Linked DNA regions of Homo sapiens: region 2 is linked to region 1. The links are chromatin contacts, found by Hi-C or POLR2A ChIA-PET in ENCODE. All regions are on one chromosome and are shown on one strand. Each heading gives the region's core, a stretch centred on a gene start or an enhancer-like site at or near the end of the contact. The rest is flanking DNA. Distances are from core to core; before and after follow the strand shown.

Evidence for each region. A loop is a pair of places that touch in the nucleus more often than their neighbours do. ChIA-PET counts read pairs that join two places held with the same protein, here RNA polymerase II (POLR2A). Pooled maps may share reads with other maps.
Region 2: a loop to region 1 is called in a pooled map, with 2.4 times the contacts of the local background. The contact joins two enhancer-like sites. A Hi-C loop is called at or near these places in 1 of 37 single-sample maps with no recorded cell type and 1 of 50 pooled maps. POLR2A ChIA-PET finds 5 or more read pairs at or near these places in 2 of 52 experiments (A673 and activated B cell).

The regions. Positions count from the first base shown.
Region 1 is chr4:152,460,078-152,463,796 of GRCh38, forward strand. The region is part of intron 2 of FBXW7 (F-box and WD repeat domain containing 7); the gene reads right to left. Among named protein-coding and RNA genes, the nearest start is that of MIR3140, 27 kb to the right of the region's middle. RefSeq lists an enhancer at 2,216-2,265. Within about 2 kb of position 1,939, at least 4 of the 41 ENCODE cell types and tissues checked have a DNase peak (open chromatin) inside an H3K27ac peak, as active enhancers do.
Region 2 is chr4:153,485,877-153,489,643 of GRCh38, forward strand. The region is part of intron 3 of TMEM131L (transmembrane 131 like); the gene reads left to right. Among named protein-coding and RNA genes, the nearest start is that of TMEM131L, 21 kb to the left of the region's middle. RefSeq lists enhancers at 1,667-1,716, 1,727-1,776, 1,927-2,046, 2,147-2,216, 2,397-2,566 and 2 more. Within about 2 kb of position 2,300, at least 28 of the 41 ENCODE cell types and tissues checked have a DNase peak (open chromatin) inside an H3K27ac peak, as active enhancers do.

The DNA.
Region 1 (3,719 bases), core at 689-3,188:
ACTGTGAATGCAACTGTGCCACCAAATTGTACAGCTAAAATGGCAAATTTTATTTTGTACATATTTTACCACATTTTTAAGTTTTTTAGAAACCTATTATACATTACTAAAATTAAACAATAACCTTAATGAGATATACCATGTTCATAAGTTAGAAGACTATTAACACGTTAATTTGTATGTCATTACATATTAAAAATTGTACAATATGTAAATTCCCAAACTCCATTATAAACCCAACAATACAGCATCATAATTTTTGCTTCAAGTCACAGGTACTTGTTTTTAAAATAAGGAAAAATATAGTTTATAAAAATTAGAGTAAATTATGTATTTACTAGTTTTGATGTTGATTTCCTCCTGTAGATGGTACTTGCCATCTGGTGCCATTTCCCTTGAAATTGATTCCTTTAGAAATGCTTGCAATGGTGGCTGGCTGGTGAAAATTTCCCAGTTTTGGTTTATCTGAACATGTATTTATTTTACCTTCACTTCTAGCTGAACACAGAATTCTTATTTGATAGCTTTTTGCCTTTCAGCTGAATATACCATATCCATGGCTAGAGGTCGCCATTGTTTCTGGTAAGATATTTCTGGCTACTTTCAAGAAATTCTCTGGTATTGAGCAATTTGACCACTTATGTGCTAACATCTGTTTTTTTGTGTGTGTTTATCCTGCTTGAAGTTTGCTGAGCTTCCTGGATATGTAAATTGATACTTTCCACCAAAGTTGTGGGGGTTTTCAGCCATTATTTATTCCCCATCTGAGACTCCATTTAGATGCATGTTCAAACATTGTATTACCCCAAAGGTCTCTCAAACTCTGCTTATTTTTCTCCATTCTTTCTCTTTCAAATAGATGACTTTTATTAATCTATCTTTAACTGATTCTTTTGCCATCTCCAAACAACTGTTTTGCTTGGCCGAGCACAGTGGCTCACGCCTGTAATCAAAGTACTTTGGGAGGCCAAGGTAGGCAGATCACCTGAGGTCGGGAGGGAGTTCAAGACCAGCCTGGCCAACATGGTGAGACCCTGTCTCTACTAAAAATACAAAAATTAGCCAGACATGTTGGTGCATGTCTGTAATCCCAGCTACTCAGGAGGCGGAGGTTGTGGTGAGCCGAGATCGCACCACTGCACTCCAGCCTGGGCGACGGAGCAAGACTCCACCACAAAATAAAATAAAATAAAATATAATATAAAAATTTCATTCCAGTTACTGATCTCAACCCTAAAATTCTCTTTTGCTTCTTCTTTACAGTATCTGTTTCTCTGTTTTGATCTCCTATCTATTCACTGAACAAGACTTTATTGTTTTTTATTGGCATTATTTTTTATTGCTGTACTGTAAATTTTATTATGTTTTTTCCCAACTATTTTTGATCCACGGTTGGTTGAATCTGCAAATGCAGAAACATGGAAACAGAGGGGTGACTGTATTTTTCTTTAATCCTTTGAACATAGGACTCCTTAAATTCTTCTGATTATATTTAGGGCTATTTTAAAGTCCTTGCTTGCTAAATCCAATATCTGGCTATACTTGGGGTTAATTTCTATTGAATGATTTTCTTTACCTGAAAATGAGTCATATTTCCACTTTATTTGCATATCTAATAATTTTTAGTTGAAAATACACATTGTAAATAGCAAGTTATAGCAACCAGATTTTGTCGCAATCTTTCAAAGGACCATTTGGTTTTCATGTTGTATGATTCTAATGGGCTCGTATGGACTCAAACTGCAAACTTCAGTAAGTCCTCACTTAATACCATCGATAGGTCTTGGAAACAGCAACTTGAAGCAAAACACAAACAGCAAGGTCCTTGAATACTGTCGTTTCCTTTAACACTGCTTTGTTATACAACTGATGAGAAAAAAATGTTCTGTTATACGTTGTTTCAGTTAAAGTCAGATTCCAAGAACCTATCAATAATGTTAAGTGAGGACTTACTGTGTGTCTCCCTTATAGTAAGCAACAATGATTTTGCTTAGTTCTTTCACCTTCCAGCTGCTTCCTTCTTCTAACCTGATGCCCAGGGCATCCCCTCTGCACCTGGGTAGTCTGGTGGTCAGTGAAGGAAATGGGCAGAGATTATACTGAGATGTGTGGCCTACATCCTCTGATGTTATCTTGCTTTCAGTGTTTGTTCCCTAAATTTTAACTCTTCTGTCAACAATATGTTCTGTGCTCTGATACCTCAAGCCAGCTGTTGGCCACGCAAATTGCATGCAAGTTGAGAAATGTACTGTCAAAAAAAGAAGCAATCACAAATCTCACAGGGTTCAATTCTTTCAGGAGCAGATTCCGCTCTTGTTTCTGCCTGTTTTTACACTGGGTCCCCTGGGGTCTCCCCTATGCATGTATAGTTTCGTGATTAGCCATGATTTGGACAGAGTTTACACTCAGATTTTGGATCTTACTTATTGCTTCCATGATTCCCCTGAGTAAATTTCCAACTGCCAGGCTACCCGTAACTTCTTTCCTATGCCACTGAAAGACAGGAGGCGAAAATGCACCATAAGGCAAGAAAGCCACAAACATACAATTACACATTGCAGTTGGAGGCTCTCATCTGGCTTTGCTTTTTTGGTTACTTTCCATGGCTTTTAAAACAGTTAAAGTTTTTCTTTCAATATTTTGTCCAGATCTTATAATTGTTAGCTGAAAGATGGTTCACTCAACCACTTCACTAGCATCACTGCATTCTTAAAAGAAGAATCTCGAAATTCTAATTAATGAAAAATTTCTCACATCCTTGATTTCTATTCCTTCCACCAAGTTAAAATCTTTACCTCATCAGACAAGAATTTGAAGTACTCCCACTTCCACTTCCAGTCTTTTTTTTTTTTTTTTTTTAATCTCACATAGTACACTGAGTAATTTCTTGTCTGGTATATTACTTGTATCATTATAAAGAATGTTTTTGGCTGGGTGTGGTGGCTTATGCCTGTAATCCCAGCACTTTGGGAGGCTGAGACAGGTGGGTCACTTGAGGCCAGGAGTTCAAGACCAGCCTGGTCAACATGGTGAAACTCCATCTATACTAAAAATACAAAAATTAGCTGGGCGTGGTGGTGGGCGCCTGTAATCCCAGCTACTTGGAGGCTGACGCATGAGAATCACTTGAATCCAGGAGGCAGAGGTTGCAGTGAGCCGACACATCACACCACTGCACTCCAGCCTGGGCGACACAGTGAGACTTTCTGTCTCAAAAAAAAAAAGAATGTTTTCTGTGAAAACTAGGAAACATGTCACCAGAAACTTCGTTGTAAGTTTAAACTCCACCATTACCCACAAAACCATAAGGAAATCACAATCTCTGTGATTTTTATTTCCACCATCTGCAGACAAAAATGTCATCTTCCTCATTAGTCAAACTTAGGACCAAAATATGACAACTAATATTAACAAGTGTAGACAAGAAGTGGTCAGAGATATTACAGGGCTTGTGACATGAGAATAGGTGGACAGTTAAAACCATTATCTTAAGAAAAAAAAAGACAGATAAGGAGTTAGTTCATGATTCAAAAAGCATTTACTTAGTTCCAACCATATAGCAAGCATTGTACAAGACAAACTTTCCACTGGGAAATAACAATTTTGGGGTGCTAAGGACCTGGCGACTGAGAAAGTGGTAAAACAGGTCACTAAGAAAAATGTGGTATTTCTGAGTCATCAAATTTGTGATAATCTACATAATGAACACGAGACCATCT
Region 2 (3,767 bases), core at 1,050-3,549, 1.0 Mb after region 1:
ATATGTGGTAGTATTCCCATTTTATAGATGAGGAGACAGGTTCATCAAGGTAAAACAATTTGTTGAAGGTTATAGAGCTATGAAGTGACAGAACATGTGCGTGATCCTAGGTGTCCTCTCTCTGTAAGTGCATACTTGTCTGCTTTGGAGTGGAAAGCCACTTTCCCAATTAGATGTACAGCTGTCTGTCGAAGGAGACTAAGTCCGAGATTAACGGATGGAAGCAACTGAATACTTTCTTAGGCCCTAGTATTATATGGTTCCTAGCAAATCCCTGAAAAAAAAAGAGCATGACTCGTGTAAGATAGACCCAGGGTTGGTCCTTCAGTAATATTTTACTGTATGCTAGATAACTTCTTTAGTTTTATGCTAATTCTAAGTGTGGATTATCCACAGATATTCAGCTACATAGCTTTTGAAATGTGGAAAATTTAAATCTGAAATATTGGGATTAGTTTGTGGAACACATGCCATTGTAATGTGTGCTGAGAGGTTGCCTTTAGAGGAGCTGTCCTGTCAGCTTGCTTTGCTTTGGGATTATTTTCAGCAGCAAGTAACAAAACCCTGACTCAACCAGCTCAAACAATAAAGAATGCATGATGTCACTTAACAAGAAGCCTGGAGGCAGGGTGGTTCTGGGTTGGTTTACTCAGCAGGTTAGTGTCAGCACCTGGGAGCCTGGTTCTTCGGACCTGTCTGTTCTGTTGGACTCTGTGTGCCGTGCAGCTCCCCTCACGTTTGCAGGAGGTCTGTGTGCTTCACAGCCTCCCAGCCTCCCACCTGAACATCCAAAGGCAGGTTAAAAGAACCCCTGGCTACTTTCTCAGAAGTACTCCCCAGCAGACTTCCCCTTCACATCTTACAGGTGGGTCTGCACTCACCTTGAACCACTCACCCACCCACGCCTGTGGAGTGGTGGAACCACGTGATCAGCTCTGTCCTGCAGGGTTTAGTCATAGGGAGCACAACCCGGCTTTGCCTAAGTGGGAGGAAGGGAATGGGCAGTGGGAAGGCCGACAGCAGTGTGTGCTATGCTGAGTGCTATGCTGGGCCACCTGAGCTCAGCGAGAAATGAGCGGTCTAGGGCAGTGTTTCTCGAAGCCTGGTCCAGGGACCTAAATCAGCATCGCTTGGGAACTCGCTAGACTGGCCGGTTCTCAGACCCCACCCCAGACCTGGTGTGAATCAGAAGCTCTAGGGGAGGAGCCCAGAGATCTGTTTTAACAAGCCCTCCAGGTGGCTCTGATGCACGCTCAAGTTTGAAAACCATTGGCCCAGGGTGAGGCAGCTCAGGGACCATGTTACAAAATATACTTTTTGTGGAGGATTAAATAATGAGAGGTAGAAATAGTCTTGTAGGTAAAACAGTGGGTGGAAATTGGGAGATGGTTGCTTTTCAGCCTGACTTACCACCACTGGCCCAGGATTTTATCAAACCTAGAATCCGTACGTATTCTCTTCATAGGGTATGGAGTGTTAGCTGGTGGATCGAGTGTGTCCGAAGAAGTTCTGCTGCAATGATGCACATGGGGGTGGGGTTCCAGGCTGAGCTTTGGTGTCCACCTATCAGGGTCTCATATGTCCTGGCATGCCTGGTAAATAGGTGGGTTAGGCCATTGCAGGTCAGCTTCCAGGGGAGGACTGAGGAACCTTCTGAGGGAGAATTCATTCATTATAAGGGAAGTAAGTTTGGCAGAAAACCTTGGCCCAGTAACAGAAAGTCTCAGTTGTTGGATGGGAGTGGCCACTCACAGCACAGGGTGGTATGTGTATTCAGATCTGTCTCCTGGCCCAGGCCCCTGTGGAGCTGCACAGGCGTGTGTGTGTGTGTGTGTGTGTGTGTGAGAGAGAGAGAGAGAGAGACACCCTCGTGGGCCTGTGGCTGAGCTGTATGTGTGTGTGTGGGAGTGTGCGAGAGAGAGGAGCCAGGGACAAGGAGAGAGACCCTTGTGGGCCTGTGGCTGAGGTGTATGTGTGTGAGAGAGAGTGAGAGAGACAAAGAGACAGACAGACTCTGGTGGGCCTGTGGCTGAGATGTGTGTTTGTGAGTGCGAGAGAGCAGACAGGGACAAAGAGAGAGACCTTTGTGGGCCTGTGGCTGGTTGTGTGTGTTTGTGTATGTATGAGAGACAAGAGAGACTCTTGTGAGCCTATGACTGAGGGGTGTGTGTGTGTATGTGTGCATGTTGAGAGAGACCCTGGTGAGCCTGTGGCTGAGTTTTGTGTGCGTGTGTGTGTGTGAGAGAGAGACCGAGACCGTTGTGGGTTTGTGGCTGAGTTTTGTGTGAGAGAGAGAGACCCTGTGGGCCTGTGGCTGAGTTGTGTGTAAGAGAGAATGAGGGTGCGTGAGTGCACCAGTGTGAGTGGGGTTGTTGGGGCATGAGGAAGGATATTACTTAAGGCAAAACTGAAAGAAGTGTTCTAAAAATTCTGTGAGAAACTGGGGTGGGCGGAAGCAGCACGGGGCACTGCCCACCCCAAGGGGACTTCCACACCCCGTCCTGCAGCTGGAGGGCCAGGGCTGCCTGTGGGAGGAGTGGGGACCGGGCCCTGGTGAGGGCAGGGCCCAGAGGAGGCAGCCGGGAACTTGGAGAGAAGGAACAAAATTGGGACAAGGGCCTGGGCCTGGGATAGCCCAGCCTGTTGTGTGCCACTTACAGGGGAGAAGGGCCTCCCCAGCCACACAGCAACCCGGGGATTCCCTGCGGCTCTGTTGTGGTGGAGTGGGAGCATTTGCCAGCTGAGGGGGCTGGATGGAGTAGGGCAACAGGAAGCAACTCAAGTTCAAGTGTGGTGTATTAATTTCCCAGGGCTGTCTAACGAAGTGCCACAAACTGCGCGGCTTTAGAACAACAGAATTGTATTCTCTCCTCACAGTCCGGTGGCTGGAAGTCCTCTGTCAAGCCGGCAGGGCCACGCTGCCTCTGAAACCCTCGGGGAGTCCGCCCTCGCCTTTTCCTAGCTTCTGCGGGCTCGCCGGCAGCCTGTGGGGTTTCTTGGCTTGCAGCTGCGGCACTCCAGTCTCTTGTCGCACAGCGCTCTCCCTGGGTGTCTCCGTGCTTTCACGTGGCTGTCGTATAAGGACACCAGTTATATTGAAGCAGGGGCCCACCCTACTCCAGTCCAGCCTCATCTGGACTAATTGCATCTGCACCAACCCTGTTTCCAAGTCAGGTCACATTCTGAGGTACTGGGGTTAGGACTTTGACATATCATGTTGGGGTTGGTGGAGACACAGTTTAACCCATAACACATAGTCCCCAGCGAGACTCGTCTGTGAGCCCTTGTGAATGTCCCTCACTTGTTTTCCTTGCCCTCCCCCAACACCAGGGCTCCTGAGAAACGCCTTTTTGGTATTGGGCTGGTGATGTGTGAAGCGATCCACTGTGAAGCTTCCTTCCTGAGAGCTGCACAGACCAGTCTACGGCAGCTTTGGACTCCTGGGCTCCAGCCGCAGCTGCAAAACCCACGCAGTTTCTTCCCAGCTCATTGAACCTGGCCTTTTGGTTGAATGGATTTTATTTCTGAATTATTTCTTTGTGTATCTGTAGGAGCACGTCCAAGGAAAATTCTTTATTTTCACAAGATTGTGAGCACTGGGGAGAAGTATTTTTTTCTTGAGACAGAGTCTCACTCTCTCACTCAGGCTGGAGTGCGGTGGTACGATCTCAGTTCACTGCAACCTCTGCCTTCCAGGTTCAAGCGATTCTCCTGCCTCGGCCCCCTGAGTAGCTGGGGTTACAGGCATGTACCACCATGCCCGGCTA